2 separate regions of the Homo sapiens genome follow, and region 2 is linked to region 1. A link is a loop called in an ENCODE intact Hi-C map of the cell type or tissue named here. Cell type or tissue: heart right ventricle. All regions are shown on one strand.

Evidence for each region. A loop is a pair of places that touch in the nucleus more often than their neighbours do. Peaks named below come from ENCODE experiments on the same cell type or tissue, not always from the same donor. Only the 100,000 strongest peaks of a DNase experiment are listed, where the experiment ranks them.
Region 2: it touches region 1 in a loop (2.1-fold over the local background); 29 of 110 quality-filtered maps call a loop at or near these places.

What each region holds. Positions count from the first base shown.
Region 1 is chr10:78,653,889-78,661,888 of GRCh38, forward strand. LOC105378379 (a long non-coding RNA gene) reads right to left here. Exons shown (of 5, transcript XR_946100.2): 3 at 6,060-6,144. Among named protein-coding and RNA genes, the nearest start is that of LINC00595, 390 kb to the left of the region's middle. In heart right ventricle, a CTCF peak has its summit at 3,864 (motif pointing left); a DNase peak (open chromatin) is centred at 3,863.
Region 2 is chr10:78,313,251-78,321,250 of GRCh38, forward strand. The region is part of intron 1 of LOC124902468 (a long non-coding RNA gene); the gene reads left to right. Among named protein-coding and RNA genes, the nearest start is that of LINC00595, 50 kb to the left of the region's middle. In heart right ventricle, no CTCF peak of the experiment used is centred here; DNase peaks (open chromatin) are centred at 3,371 and 5,311; H3K27ac peaks cover 1,669 bases.

The DNA of each region.
Region 1 (8,000 bases):
AACCAACTTGCAGGTGTTTAGGTGAACTTGATAGTAGGAGAACATTCCAGCTATTGGAAGTGTCCTGGGCTAGCTGGTAGCATGAAAACTCACAGCTTTCACTTGTCTGGAGGATCTGGCATGTGTGATGCAGAAGCATGCAGGACACACTGAGGTCATGTTGTGAAGGGCTTTGAAAGTCAAGATGAAGACTCTGGGCTTCCTTGAGGAGGCATGAGGGCACATTGGTGGTTTTAAACAAGCAGAGTTTCATTTAGCACTATTCCTTGGGCTGAGTAACCTGGAGGTCCCTGGAAAGGCTCAACCCTAGAAGTGATTGCAGCAACGCAGGTGAGGATGCAGTGTAGGGCAACAGAGGTGGCATGTGGCAAGAGAGATCCAGGAGGTCAGATCAACTACATTTGGCAACTTTTGGATTTGGACCAGAGAAAGGTGGAAAATAAATGTTAATAATAAGAGAGTTGAAAACAAGGTAAGCTCATAAAATCAACTTGCTGACTTGTCAATTTGTAGATCACTTACTCCTAGAGTAGTCCACGTGAAACTTAGGCTGAATGGTCGGCACCAGGCAAAGACTTCACTTCCTTCTGTTATGCCTGGCTGTTGTCCAGTCTGGAACCTGAGTGATGAGGCTACTAAAAGTGAGCATGCAACCAGGAGTAGAATGAGCTCTAGGGCAAGGGTGATGTTTTCCTTCTTGATTATTTCAGCCTGAAGTGGGACCAAGCAGTTGAAAAGTACCACTGCCTCTCAGAGAGATGGAAGCCAAGAGAGTGGATCTGGAAGTCCAAGTGCTTAGAGGAACACTCTTGTGATGGAGACAGAAAAAGACAGCAGAAGATCTGGGAACAGCCTGCATTTAGAATGTTAGAGAAGGAAGGAGAAACATAAGAGGAGACTAAAGTCTTTAGAATAATTGGGCTACAAACCAGGATAATGTTCAGGGACCATTGGAGGAAGGACCCAATGGAGGAGGGAATTTCAGGAAAGAATCATGGTCAGTTGTGCCAATGACTGCAAATTATAGGAAATGAGGAAAGGAAAAATATTACATTTATGATGAGACTCAGCAGCCCCATTCCTGGAGAAGAGAATAAACAGCTCTCTGTACTGGACAGCTGAATTCTCCCCTTGCTGAGGAAGAGGTTCGAACAGACAAGCCCCCAGGGCCCCTTGGCTGAGCCCACACACTTTGGTCTCTCATACTCTGATGGGACTTTTTTCTTACCTGGATTGCAATGAAAGGTGTGCACAGGAGGTACAGTGAGCAAATCCGTACTCAGAGAAAATGCTAGAGTTGTCGCAGCCCATTTCAAAGACCTTGAGTGTTCACTGCATTGCCTCCCAAACTTTAACATGCATAGGGAGAATCCAGTTTATGATTTAGGGGATCTGGGGCAAGGTCTGAGAATCCTCATGCCTCGCAAGCTTCCAGCAGCTGCTGCTATACCTGCTCACTCAACTGCACTTGAAATCACAAAAGTCTAGAGCACAGCAACTAACTGGTGGTCCTGGCACCACTTGCTTCATCCAAATGTGTTTCTTTGACCAGCATAATCTTCTAAAAAATTAGATTTACTTGAAAACATCTAAAAATGTGCAGATTTCACGTTTTAATAATTCCAAATTCTGTCTTCTCTTGAAACCCTCAGGAGATGTGGCCATCCTGCCCTTACATGCTGGAACACAGCAAGTGCTGGAGCTGACCTGTGGCTGCCCATTTTAGACAGTTTCAATGCCCTCCAGCCTGCCCAAGTCCTCATGCCCAGGCCCACTGCACACCCCCATTGACACTGTCTCCTGGCCCATGCAACCCCAGAGTTTTCCACTTCTCATCTAGAGCCAGCCCCTCACTCAACAGAGGAGAAATGAACCCTAGAGAGGGCATGGGATGAGCGGGTGCTGCCACTGTTAAAAGCAGCACTGTGTTTCTGCACCCCAGGGTTTGTGCTCAGTAACTGTTTACTGAATGACCAAATACCCTTTTCCATTATTGTGCTAGGGTCAACAGCTGATGCTGGTGTCCACCCACGGTGCCCCCCTACCCTGGCCACAGCACACCCCCCTTTATCGATCTCCTTGATTAATAAACAGTCCATGTCAGAGAACAGGAGCCTAAATCACACATCTCTTTGTGCCTTTCTCCAGATTTCTTCTTTTGTTTCTTGGGGAGAGGCTGAGGCAAGTCAACTCACAAAAATGTGCTTCCACTGAATGGGATCCTGGAGTTTATCTAATAGGCAGGTTGGGAAAAATGAAAACGCTAATTACTTCAGGGAAAGATGGAAAATGAGTCAGCTGATTGGGCCACCAGGCAGCCAGTAGGAGCTGATTTTTTTTTTTTTTAAAGAGGATAATGACTTATTCTAGGGGATTTCAGTTGTGCACACACAACAAAAATAATTCCAAGTGTCTGCTAGCAAAATCCCACGCTGCCGAACATCGCGTTTGAAAATTAATGTGACAAGCTGGAGGCCTATTTGCCCCAAGATCAGAAGACAATGAAAGCTTCCTCCCCAGGAAGTTTCTCAGGGTAGAACCAGAAATCCGGAACTGGAGAACCCAGAGGGCAACGCCCCACCGGAGCCAGTGGACGGGAATCAGCTGGGACGCCATGCTGCCCTCCTTTGTCTGGGTGATCAGGCCCAGCCTCCCGAGTTACTGATGATCCATATGGAAGCTGGTGGGGCTGCACATTAATTGCCTTGTTCAACCCATCATTAAAATGATACGTCTCGCCTTCGGGAGCTGTGCTGGCTGGCGGCGAGTTGGGCACACCTCCTGGGTAGAGAGGTCTCCCAACAGGGCCCTACACACGCTTCTTTCTGAAGAGTTGCACGGTGATTTGGGGTTCATGCTGGTGCCATTGGACTCTAGGAACCAAGGACCCCAGGGCCCTTGCTCCCACTCTCCTTTCTAGCGGGCAATGGAATTAATGAACCCCGGGCAGCCCTGGATGCAGGGCACACTCGGTCCTTTACAGCTCTTTGTCTGCAGCCAGGCTCTTGTCTTTCAGAGCTGGCTGCCGCCCCGTCTCTGGAGCTGATGCAGCAGCCAGATAATGAACAGTATATCAGCGGAGGCGGCGGAGGGGGGCGACGGGGAGAGAGGCGAGCGCCCGAGCGAGTTGGACTGACTTATTATTCCTTCACTCTCAAACAAAACAAAATCATTGGCCTGCCAGGGTCATTAAGGACCCCGGGGTTGTCATAGAAACGACCTTTGGGGCCTGGTGGTTGTTAATGCATGAGTGACTGCCTGCATTGTGTGTGTGGGGAGAGGTCAGAGTTTTGTTGGTGGCTTAAGAAAGAAAGAAAGAGAGTGAGGAAGAAAGAGAGCCAGCACAAAGCCCAGGATTGGGCGGCTGACATTCAGAAGGAAGGTTGTCCGCCGTGGCATTGATTAGCTGTCTGGGATGGTGAAAGTCCTGTGCCCGGCACATAGTAGGTGCTCAGTAAATGTCTGCAAAGGTGAATGGACACGTTTCTCTGGTTAAAAATGCCCTCCTATGCCCACTCTGAATTCCACCTCCCCGTAACCCGGAAGCCACTCTGCCAATGCTCTCCCTGAGAGTGCTTAGACAGGTAATGCTCCATCATTGTTCCAGCCGAGAGTAACAAACTCACAAGTTTCAGGAGGCACTTCTATGCCTTCAACTTGGACAGGACAATTTTCATGGTTCCCAGGGACCCAGGAGGAACTCGTTGGGGTGGGTGGGCAGGGGCTTTTACAGAGGAGAAATATAGGACAACAGGGCCTCCTCTGTCAGCCTTGGATTTACAGATGCGCCTTCAACCCACTTTCTAACCAGGGCACTCTGTCCCCTGCCAGGAGACACTGAGCACCACCCGTGAGACGGAGCTCCCCCTACTGGCTGGTGTTCAGAGAGCTCAATCTCCAGGGGTTGACTCTCTCCAGCTTGTCGGGTTTCAGAACCAGCCCTGCTACTAACTCTCTGTGTGTCCTCTTGCAAGTCCTCCTTCCTCAGTTTCCTCACCTGGAACATTAGACATGGTCCAGATGACATCTACAGCCCATCCCAAGCCTTCTGTTCTGATGCCTCTGGGTGGGGGTGGGGGGTGGGGGGGGTGTCTTTTCTGAATTTAGGATTTTACTTTCCAGGTTGGAAGAAAACATTCTAGCCACCTTTTGGGGGTGATTATAGAACCATTTGATCTCTGAGATGTCTAAACCTGGTTGCCTTCTCTGGTGTCACCATAGAAGTGAGGAGGCCCGGGCCTTTCAAGATCCTCTAACACTGTACTGCTTATGTTAACTGTAACACCATGTCCCCTGATAGCCTCTTGAAGTCTCCTTGTCACATTTGGAGGCCAATCCCAGGACCTGCCCACTGGAGACACACTCACTTAGCATTTACTACTAGAGTAGCTTCTTCTTAAAAATAGTTTCAGGAATCTGTCTGAAACCTTACCTGGCAGATTCTCAGATCTTTGCTCAAGCAAACCAGACTATCACTCACAGAATCCCTTCTTCAGCTCATGGACCCCAGAACACAATGGCTGCAAAACCCAGGTCTCTGATGTGGGCCCAGAACGAACAAACACCTCATCTCAGTGAATCGCAAATGCCTGCATTGCACATCTGTGCTCTTTTGCAAGGACTTTGCTGGGATTCGTGATGAGCACACCTATTACAGAATCTGGAGTGAGAGTGCCCAGTACAGCGGGGGTGGGGGGGTCCCTTGTGGGCAAAGGACCATCACATTCATCTACAGCACTGAGCCTGGTTCCTGCCCTGGAGTAGCAATAAGATATTGGAGTGAATGTTTGGTTCCAGTCTTTCATTTAATTCTTATAAAAAGGCAAGCAGCTACATCCCCCACAGAGCAGATGAGGTATCAGACAGGAGGAAGTGTGACTTGTCCAAGGTCACAGGAGGAGCAACTTTAGAAGCCGGACCCACAAGCTCCAGTCTGTTATGGCTCCGCCCACAGTGCTGCCGAAGCTGTCACCTGCGTGAGTACCAGAGAGTAAGAAGCGAAGAATCTTGTTATTTATGCTCATGTTGCATAAAATGTTATGCTCAGATAGAGTCAGTTTACCTTTGTTTTTGTTTTTAAAATCTGCACAACTGATTTGCATAACTGTCAGGGCCATGGCCTGGCACCTGTTCCCCTGTGTGTACAACAGAAAGGAGACTTTTGCCTACAGTCGAGCATGTTTTACTTCCTTTCTCATTAGTTGCAGAAAGAGAGAGGACTGTGCCCAGCTTGGACTCCAGTTCAAATCCCACTAAAACATGCTGAATCCTCTGTTTGGCATAAAACACGCTGAATCCTCTGTTTGGCATAAAACACCCAACTCAGATTGTTGACATATATTCTCTTTTCAACAAACTGCATCTTCTCAAATAAGTGAGAAGACAAAAATCCATCGAGTTTCCTGGTTTCCAGAGGTAAGAGAATTCAAGAGCAAACACTTCAGCATGCTGGAGCTTAAGTTTCCAAGAAAAGAAATGAGGAGTTGCTGATTTGGAGAAAAGGCCCCAGGCTAGACATGACTAGCTTACCTGGGGTTGCAATTGCTTCTAGCTCATGTGGTAACCTTTCACAAGTCACTTCCCCTTGTAGAGTCTATTTCTACTTTTCTAAAACATAAGGGAGCCCAAACTTTGAAATGTTGTAATTCTGAAGCTTAGGTTCCTATAAAGGATGATAAACTCCAGAGTATTTGTATTTAATGAAGTTTAACACCAGGTTATAAAATAGAGCTTCCTGGGAGAATGAGCCATCATCTAAACCAGCAGAATTGAACAGAGTGTTTTACTTTGCATTAATATGTTCCCTTAGGGACAAGGACAAAACCCAACATTGTAAAAAATGTCTTGAATATTTGCATATTGCATATAGAATATTTGCATGCAGTATTTATGTAAAGCATGATGCTTATTTTTCAGGGTGGGAAGGGGGAAATCTAGTAACTTGCTCAGTATCAGGTGCTTTTCATACAGCATTGAATCTTCAGCAACCCAAAGATGCATGGTATTCATTGAACCTCTAGAGAAACTGAAGGCCAGAGTAGGGACTTACCCATAGTTACCTGGTAAAATGCAGGGATATCCTTATTCCTTTACAGCACTTTTCTCTCCTACAACTTAACAACATTCACAGTGTAAGAGATATGCCTGGAATAATGTAAAAGAAATGAATTTAGCTCAGTGGGTTTTTATTCATATTCCTCTCTAGGTGGAAGTTTAGACAAGGTGGCCTCTAAGATCCATTTCACCTTTTTCTTTTTTTTTTTCTTTTTTTGAGATGGAGTCTCGTTCTGTCACCCAGGCTGGAATGCAGTGGCACGATCTTGGCTCACTGCAACCTCCGCCTCCCGGGTTCAAGCGATTATCCTGCCTCAGCCTCCCTGAGTAGCTGGGATTGCAGGTGTGTACCTCCATGCCCAGCCAATTTTTGTATTTTTAGTGGAGATGGGGTTTCAGCCTGTTGGCCAGGCTGGTCTCGAACTCCTGACCTCGTGATCCACCTGCCTCAGCCTCCCAAAGTGCTGGGATTACAGGCGTGAGCCACCATGCCTGGCCCAATCCATTTGACTTTTAAACCCTAACTTTCAGTTACTCATTTAAACAGTATTTACCAAGATGAATTCTGAAACATAACACACCCAAGAAATATTCCAGGGAAAGCATGTTTTGTGGTCAAATATGTTTGGAAAATATTGCAAGTTGTATCCTCAATTAGAGACTTACAGTGCACATTACAAAATATCAAAGGCTCTGATAAGGCCTACAACAAAAGCTTGCATAACTGTTTGATCCATTTGCCAAAATTATTGCATTCTGAACCCACATAACACTTATGAACATTTAATGAAATGACTTTGCTATTTAACACACTTGGAAAGCATTAGAATAATTGTAAAGTTTATGAATCTGCATCTCCCTCGTGTCTTGCCTTCTATCCTCTCTGCGAGCAGAGAAACAGTGGCCCTCAGGAAGGGTCATGGGCAGGGAGAGAGGATGAGGGGAGAGAGTCCATTTAAGGTTAACCAGGGCTCGTGTCCAGCTTCTGCTTGGAAGACCGACTCACCCGCTGCTCTTAAAATGCTGGGAGAGTCCACTCATGAAAAGCAAGAACCTGGATCAACTCTGATTTCCTCCATGAGAAATAGTCATTGCTCCAGCAGTCTCGGAAACTTTGATACGATAAATATTTTGATGCTTTCTGTATATTTATATAAGCCCATTTATTGATGAAAACAAAATGTGTCACATTTCTGTTTTGATCAGCCCTTTTAAGGAATTTCCCCACTCCTTTCCATTCTAAGCTGGAAACACCCAAATCTATACACAATAGAGTCTCACTGGACATGTCATTTATGGAAGTTGTTCCCTTGACTTGACTTAGTTAATTCCAGTGCATCCTTTATATCACAGCTTATATGTCACTTCCTCCTGGACTGGTTCCCTGCCTGCAGACTAGATTTAGTCTGCTTTTTCTGCTTCTAGGACAGCCTGGGATAGTCTGTGAGAGCAGTCATTAGGGCTGATAATTATATAGCCCTAAGAGTTTCTTTATAAATGTCTGATTCTCTCACTAGACTGTCAATCTCATGAGGACAAGGGCCATGCCTATTTGTTCATACTGCTTCCCAAATACTTAGCATGGACTGGCTAAATAGGCACTAACTAAATATTTGTTGGATGAGTGAATGAATGAACAAATTTCCATGTGAAGAAACAGGCTTCATCTGCCTGGACCCTACATCAATCTTTTGTACTCCTGTGCTACCAACTGTGATTTTGCTCTTCTATTTAAACTCTATTTCACCCGTCAAGTTTGATACATGATCTTATGTCTCTCAATGCCTGGCCTTGCCTCCCTCTCTTGCCACCTCTTTGGATACATCACTCACAAGCCGCTAGGCAACGCCCACCCATCATAACCCTTCTTCTACCCCACTGGGCTGACCCCAATCAGATTTCCTGCCCATAGGAAGACCACCAGAGGGGTTTGTGATTTGTTACCT
Region 2 (8,000 bases), 340 kb before region 1:
TTGAGAAGGTGATTAAAGAGGAAGAGTTTCCCACCCTGGCTCTCACCCTGTTGTGATGGGGAGCTGACTTTACTGTGAAGAATATATACTAGACAGGCTATATGTCTAATGGTTAGGGGCATGGACCACCTGCTTTTGAATCCTGATTTCACCACATGCTAGCTGAATGATCTAGGCAACTTATTTAGTATCTCTAGGTCTCAATTTACTATCTATAAATCAGAGGAATAATAATAATATCTCTTGAGGTTGTAGTAAGGATTAAATGAGCTAATCAAACTGTTTGGTTCACAGTAAGTACGAAAGTATTGAGCTATTATTACGGATTGAATACACACACTCTTTGCTATGAAATTCACAGCACTGGGGGTAGCTCCTGTTTAACAATCACTTGTTGGTGTCTACTCCTAATGGACTGGGGACACAGAGATGAGTCTGGTGGTATGTCCCAGCCTTCATGGGGCTCCCAATTCTGTGGGGTAGAACAAGCATATTAGAGATTATTACAAAGAGGGATGGTAAGAACAGAGTACTATGACAGCCCACAGGAGGAGCACCTAGCCCAGACTGAGGGGCAGGGGCGATAGCGGCATGGGAAGGGTGTTGCAGGCTAACGGCATGAAGGTGCCAGCCAGCTTTGGGCATCCCAGGCAGTCTGGTGTGGCCAGGGAATGAGGTGAGAAGTGATGGTGTTGAAGATGTTGGTAGAGACTGTCACAGGGAAGGCCTTGAACACCAGACCAAAGAGTTGGGGTGTTATTCTATGGGGGCTAGGGAGCTAGCAGAATATTTCTGTCAAGTGAGTGTCATGACAAGTGTGCATTTAGGAAGCTCCCTCTGGAAGTGATAGGACTCACTGGTTGGAGAAACCAAGCCTGGAAGCCAAGAGATTAGGGAGAGCTGGTTACAGAAATCAAACTGGGAGATGGGGAAAGACTTGGCTTGGGTGACTTGATGCTGCTGCTAATTGAATTGATGATTGGTACTGATTTAGATGAAAGTCCTGAGCTTGAATCATGTTGACTTGGAGGACCCTGTGGGCAATACAAGTCTCAATATTCAACAGGCAGTTGAATATGTGGGCCTGAAGAGATAGATCTGGGAGCCGAGGGTATTTCAATGGTAATTGAGTTCATAAGAGTGGATGGGATTGTTCGGAGAGGGTCAAGATCAAGGCAACCCTGGGTAGCTTGACCCTTCAGGGGAGCAGGGAAGCAAATTCTGCTAAAGAGGTTCTGCAGACACCTAGCAGTCCATATTTCTTACAGATTCAAATTCTCAGAGGAACTGGTTTCTCTCCTCAAGAGAAACCTCCCCTCTCCTCAAATCCTGTCTGTCTGTCTTGAACCCAGGCTATTATGATTAGGCCCTAGTATGACATAATGGCTTCAGGGCCAAGAGAGGATATCCAAGGGGCCCTGCTCTTCACTGTTACCTTGTCATTGCTACACTTTGCCACACCCTGTACCAGTTTCCATCTCTACAACAGGGAGAACTGGATTTTGTCAGCTGCTTCCTCCCAAAAGTTGTTACTACAGACACAAGAAGGATGGAGTCAGCAGAGTGACAGCTGAGGAAGTGATGCAGGTTGTCCTCATTTCTGGGGACTTATCCAAACCCTTCTGCACCTTTGGGTACCTGCACCCGCAGCCACTACTTGGTTGCGGTGAGTGCTAGACTAGCCTGATGAGAGAGGAAGCAAGGAGATTTTAATGCATAGGGTTTAGTGAACACATCCAGGCACTCTGTTCCTTCCTTCTACTGTTCAACCTGTAGAATAACAGGCACACAGGTGAAATTGTCTTACCTTCATAGGGGTTCACGAGGGTTGGAGCTGACAAACCAGTTTAAATGATAATCAATTGAGCTAATAATGCCCATGTCTTTCCAAAGGGAGAACTAGTACCAATCGGGAGTAGTAGAGGGAGTTACAGGGGAATAGAAAGTCCCTCTTGATGCTAAGCATCTTTAGAAGTGATGCCTGGAACAGAATAGGCTCTTGGGCCTGGATTATTGGGTGACAACTCAATGCTTCCACACTCTCCTCTCTGCACAAAGGGCTAGAAGCCTGAGAACTACATTTCCAGGAATCTATGAAACATAGGTTCCAGGTTAGAATCTTTCCATGAGAAGCAGATGCATGAGATTCAGAAGTCAGAAAAGAAGACGAAGCCATATGGGAGGTGGCTCCTGCCAGCCCTGGAGTTACTCACCTTCAGCTGTGGTGAGTAGAGTGGTGGGCTTTGGCAGATGGCAGATTTTAAAACAACCTCAAAATTTTCCTGAAGCAACAGTGTTGGGGGCATCTGTGATCCTTGCAGGAGCTGCTGCAGATCCTGCAACTTTTTTACTTTCTGAAAATTTATAGAGAACCTTTATTATATAAATATCCAATGACCTTCCTTTTTCCAGCTATTCCAAAATTTCTGTTAAGTGCTGTATAACATTTGCTGTATACCAAATCACCCAAAACCTAGTTGCTTAAAGCAACAATTATATATTTAGTTCACAATGCTGTGGATCAGAATTTGTGCTAGGCACAGCTGAGTGGTTCTTCTGGTCTTGGTTGGACTCACTAATGCATTTTACAAGAACAGGCCGAATTCAAATTTATATCACATGGATACAGGGAAGAGAATCATCAGGGCCAATTTTACAGTCTACCACAGCATCTATTTCTTGTATTAAATAACCTTCCTGCTTCAAAGACCCAGAGAGTTTTTATTTCCCTGAGCAAACCTTGAAGATGTAACATCACTCTGTATTTCTGGTCTTGGTTGGGCTCACTAATGCACAAAGGCTCACTAAAGAGGCAGGTATTGAGACTTGGATTAAGTAGTGGGCTGAGGGTTAAGGATTTGGGTTTAAGTCCTGGACTGTGCCACTTCTTGCAAGTCAACCTTGGGCCAGTTTCTTCAGAGTCTTGAACCCTTCTCTCTCAAATGGACATGGTTAAACTTATGTGCAGCCATCAAGTAAAACAATGGTTGTAAAGTAAGTTTGAATAGATTAATGATCATATCCTACATTTGAATAACACCACGCTGTGAAACCTTCCCACCTGGGGACTGCTGGATCAGGGGCCAGAGGGCAGGGGCTGCTCTGGTGGGATAGAAGTCAGAAAGATGTTGGTCACTTGCTTTTCTCCCCTCTTGGATTCCTTGGTGTATTTTGGGGCTTAGAAGTAAAGAATGAATGGCCAGCCAAATCTTCCATTTGCAGCCTCTGTGTTGGAATTAAGCCAGAGTTTGGAAAAGCCCTAGAACTGCTGGAGCCAGGACAAACTCCAGGGCTGGCAGGAGCCACCTCCCATCCACTGCTCCCATCTGCCCTCTTGGCTGCTGGTGCAGTGAGGCCCTGCTTGTCCTGGCCCATCCTCTCCCCAGGCCTCATGTGCTCAGCTGCTTGAAAGACCACTCCTCAGCTCCTTATTAGTCCCAACTCAAGCTGGACATGATTCACAGGGATAATGAGCTCGTAAATAAATTCCTGCTGCATCAGCTCATGGAGCTGAAGGTTAGGCTAGGGATGTGGGCCAGGGCAGGCAGAGGGAACCAGGCCCAGAGATTCAAATGTCCCCTGTGTTTTCTCCAGGGGATATATAAGGAGGGTGATGAAAACTTAAGAGATCCTGTGAATCCATCACTGGAATGTTGCACAGTGGCCTGGTTATGCTCTCAGTGCAGAGATCCTGGATCCATAATCCCATACTCTACTCTGCTTTCAGAATCCAGTTCTGCTAGAGATAGATTTTTTGGAGGCCAATGGCCAGTGGCTGTGTGTTCAGCAGAGCAGAACCAGGGCAGCAAGCTCTGTGAAGAGCTGAGCTGGCTGCTGAGGAATAGGGGATGTGTTCACATTTGTTGGGGTTTACCAGTAGAGAGAGGTCACAGGGAAATAATAAAAAAAAAAGTTCAGCACAATCCCAAAATAAAATGAGAGGTCCTAGAAAGACATGCACTTCCTATTAGTGGAAATGTGCAAGAAGAGGCAGGAAACTCCTTATAAGCATCAATGTGGGAGAGTGTGAGACAGTAGCTGAGGGTTGATGAAATGCCTTTTGAGGCCCCTTTAAGCTCCCTGTGTCTACAAGCTGTGTGGAAGGCAATCTGCCTTGGTGTTTGGCTATGCCTGCTTCTGCTTAAAACCTACCAGTGGCTTTTCATCACACTTAGAATAAAATCACGAAGGCTGGGCGTGGTGGCTCATGCCTGTAATCCCAGCACTTTGGGAGGCCGAGGCAGGCAGATCACAAGGTCAGGAGTTCAAGACCAGCCTGGCCAACATAGTGAAACCCTGTCTCTACTAAAAATACAAAAAATTAGCCGGGCGTGGTGGCGGCCACCTGTAATTCCAGCTACTCAGGAGGCTGAGGCAGGAGAATTACTTGAACCCTGGAGGTGCAGGTTGCAGTGAGCGGAGATTGCACCACTACACTCCAGCCTGGGCGACAGTGCAATACTCTGTCTCAAAAAAAATAAAAAAAAAATAAAATCAAGAAAAATTTTCCCAAGTCAGTAGTCACTTCTGTATTATTTCAGACTATTCTCCCCATTGTTCACTGTGCTCAATGCCACCTACCTTTTTCTCACCCTTAAACTTGGCCTCTAGTTGGGATAGACTGGGCTGTGCTGCAGTAACATAACAAACCCTGGAATCTCAGTGGATCAGCTCCTTATGTGTTTGATTCTTCTTTATGGACTATTCATATGGGCTGGCAGGTCTGTTCTCTGCCTAGTGACTCAGGAATCCAGGTTCCCTCCATTTTATGATGCTGCTGCCCCAAAGCGTGGCATCCAATGTGGCCCTGGTGGGAAATTTATTTGGCCCAGCATTGACACTTGTCGCTTATGCTCACAGTCTGTTGGCTAGAACTAGTCACACAGCCCAAGCACAAATGTAGGGGAGGCTGGGCATTGGAGGGGAGCACATGGATATTGGGTGGGCACTCATGGTCTGGGCATGTATCTGTCAGGGTTCCAAATTGCAAGCAATGGAGAGTGACTTCAGGTGTTTCAAGCAGAAAATAAATTTACTAAAACAATATTATGGAGTTTACTGAATCTCCTAAAAAGCCAGAAAACTAAGATTAAAGGTGATGTAGCTAGAAATAGCATCCCCAATCATGCTGTAGAGCAGCTCTGAGATGTTGCTCCTGGGCGCAGACACCATGGCCATCCCTGCCAACAGTGCTGGCACTGAACATGAAGTCTGCCACATAGCCATAGCCATAGCTGCCCCAGAGACTGGATATGGTTACTGCATTAAGGACACCCTTGTCAGCCTGCAGCCTGTACAGCCCCAGCTCCTTTGTGTCACTCACTTCTGACTCAAGGTCTAGGATCAGCATGTCTGATTGAGGAGCCTAAATGAGCCATGTGCTAGCTGCAAGGCAGGCTGACTGTATTAGTCTGTTCTCAGACTGCTAATAAAGACATACCCAAGACTGGGTAATTATAAAAGAAAAAGAGGTTCCTTTTCTTTTTAGAAGAACACTGGACTCATAGTCTCACGTGGCTGGGGAGGCCTCACAATCATGGAAGGCAAAGAAAGAGCAAAGATACATCTTAGATGGCAGCTGGCAAGAGAGCTTGTGCAGGGGAGCTCCCATTTATAAAACCATCAGATCCCATGAGACTTATTAACTATCACGAGAACAGCATGGGAAAGACCTGCCCCCATGATTCAATTACCTCCCCACGGGTCCCTCCCATGATACAAGGGGATTATGGGAGCTACAATTCAAGATGAGATTTGGGTGGGGACACAGCCAAACCATATCACTGACAAAACAAATATCTGGCATTTTACCTCCTATGGAAGGCCCTGGTTTTCAAGGGGAGCCTCAACTGAGAGTGATGAATATTCACTGCATTATCTCAGGGCCTTTGCACTTGCTGCCTCCTCTGTCTACAGGTATTTCCCCAGATGTTCTCAAAGCTGGCTCTTTCTCTGCTCAAACGCCAGCTCTGACAAGCAAATCTAATGCAGTCCCCGTGAGGCAATCACATCCACCTGACTTGTTTTCTTCGCAGCACCTGTCCCTACCTTGTCCATTCATTTGTTTACTGATTTAATTTCTGTCTACCTGTAAGAGGTAACAAGCACAGGCCATCGTAGGAGACAGGTTCAAACCCCAGCCCTGCCATTTACTAGCTGTGTGACCTTGGACAGCTTACTTATTTGCCTTTGCGGCGCCTGCAGTTTCCACATCCAGCGGTGGTGTGTGCACGTGTCTCGGGGAGCAGGTTCGGGCTGACTCAACATCTGCCCTGTGCTGGCCACTGTGCTAGGCCTCTGCTTCTGTAATCTCATTAATCCCCAGCACATCATTGTGAAATGCCCCTTATTTGTGTCCTGGTTTCCCTCAGGCTGTGAGAGGTAATGTACAGGCTCAAGTCCACACCACGGGAAGCAGTGCAAAGCCTGTGTACTTCCTGCAGTCATCACACAGCAACCCCCTTCAGACTCCAGGCCTCTGTGTTTGGGGGTGTAAGGGACTGTTTCTCTAGTTGGTGAGATTATAAAATAACCTCCACGGAGTATTCCTGTTGTAGTGGGCTGAGAATCCCTTCCTAACCTCTAACCTTTGTCTCTGGCTGTAATTTTATCCCAGAGAGAAGGGGTGTGGCACATGGGCCTAGGGCCGAGTGTGAGCCCAGGTGATAGAAGAAGGCAGTTACACCCCAAAGGCTCACTCTACCCTTGGAGCAGTCAGATCTGGGGCAGGCATTTAAGAATTCAGGCACAAAGGAGAGGCCAAGGGCCCACAACAGGGAGGCAGACATCCCTGGCTTCCAGGAACACATGGAGCGAGACACAGTCCCTCCTCCTGTATCCTTGTTCCTTGGCTGAGCACATGGAAGAGGGGGTGTCTCCAGGCCCAAAGAGGAAGCCTGAAGGTTGTGTGGAGGTGGCCACCTGGGAGTCAGGTGGAGGGCTCTTTTCTTTGACTATGTAGATCTTATGTACTTTCCTTGATGACAGGCTGGATTTGACCTTCTGGTCATAGTTGGGGGACTTTTACTCTAGATCATCTCTAAGGACTATTCCAGCTTTGACCTCCCACCTGGGTACGGAAAGAGACTGAGGCTCTGACAGGTGAAGTAGGTTTGCCCCGGTTTGCAAATGTGGCTGGAAGGGAGGTGGGGACAGGCTTTATTCATTTCTGATCTCTTAGGGATCTCTGAGAGCCTGGCACAGAGCAGGTGCTCAGAGAGCCTTTGGTGAATGAATGAATGAATGGGTCCTGAACTTGGGTAACAAGAATATGGCAGGGATTATGTATTTTTGTTGATGGGTGTTGTGAACCTGTAAGGACAGGAAGGAAGGAGTGCTGAGGCTGACAGTGAGAGAAGATAGAGGGAGTTTCCGGCACTCTGGGGCCGTTCACTGCAGTATCACAGCAAACAGCAATCATGTGCCCTGGACGGGCATTCCTTTGTTACCGAGAGGCACAGGAAAGAATGGTAACACAGTGGCTGGTCATCAGAAAGAGATGCAAGGATGCTGAGCGTATAAAGCTGCAGGATGCATTGCATTATGCATGCCTGAGTCCTGTAGCTTGCTTTGTAAAGCACAGTGCTTATTTTAATAAGTGACAATCTTTAATGCAGTGGGGGGAAAATCACAGCTTTGTAGATGTCTCATTGTTCTCAGAAGTGATGCTTAGCTTCAAGAAACACCAAGTTGGATGGGCAGCTAGGCAGGGACTTTGATGTCCTTCTGGTTTGCTTTCTGGGGCAGGAAAAGGATGAGTTCTCCTAGTGTCTTGTACACATCAGATGCTCAGTCAAAGTCTGATAAATAAATGGTTCTCTCCCTACATCTGATATAGTGCTGTCTTACAGTAGAAAACCTAAGGAACATGTGACTACATTCACCCATTCATCTCCTAGTTGCTTGCTGACATTTGAAATTTATTTGCAGACTCACGTGTAGTGGTGATAGATAAGGCTTCATGTGTGGGCTTGGGCCCTGATGAGAACTCCCACCATGGC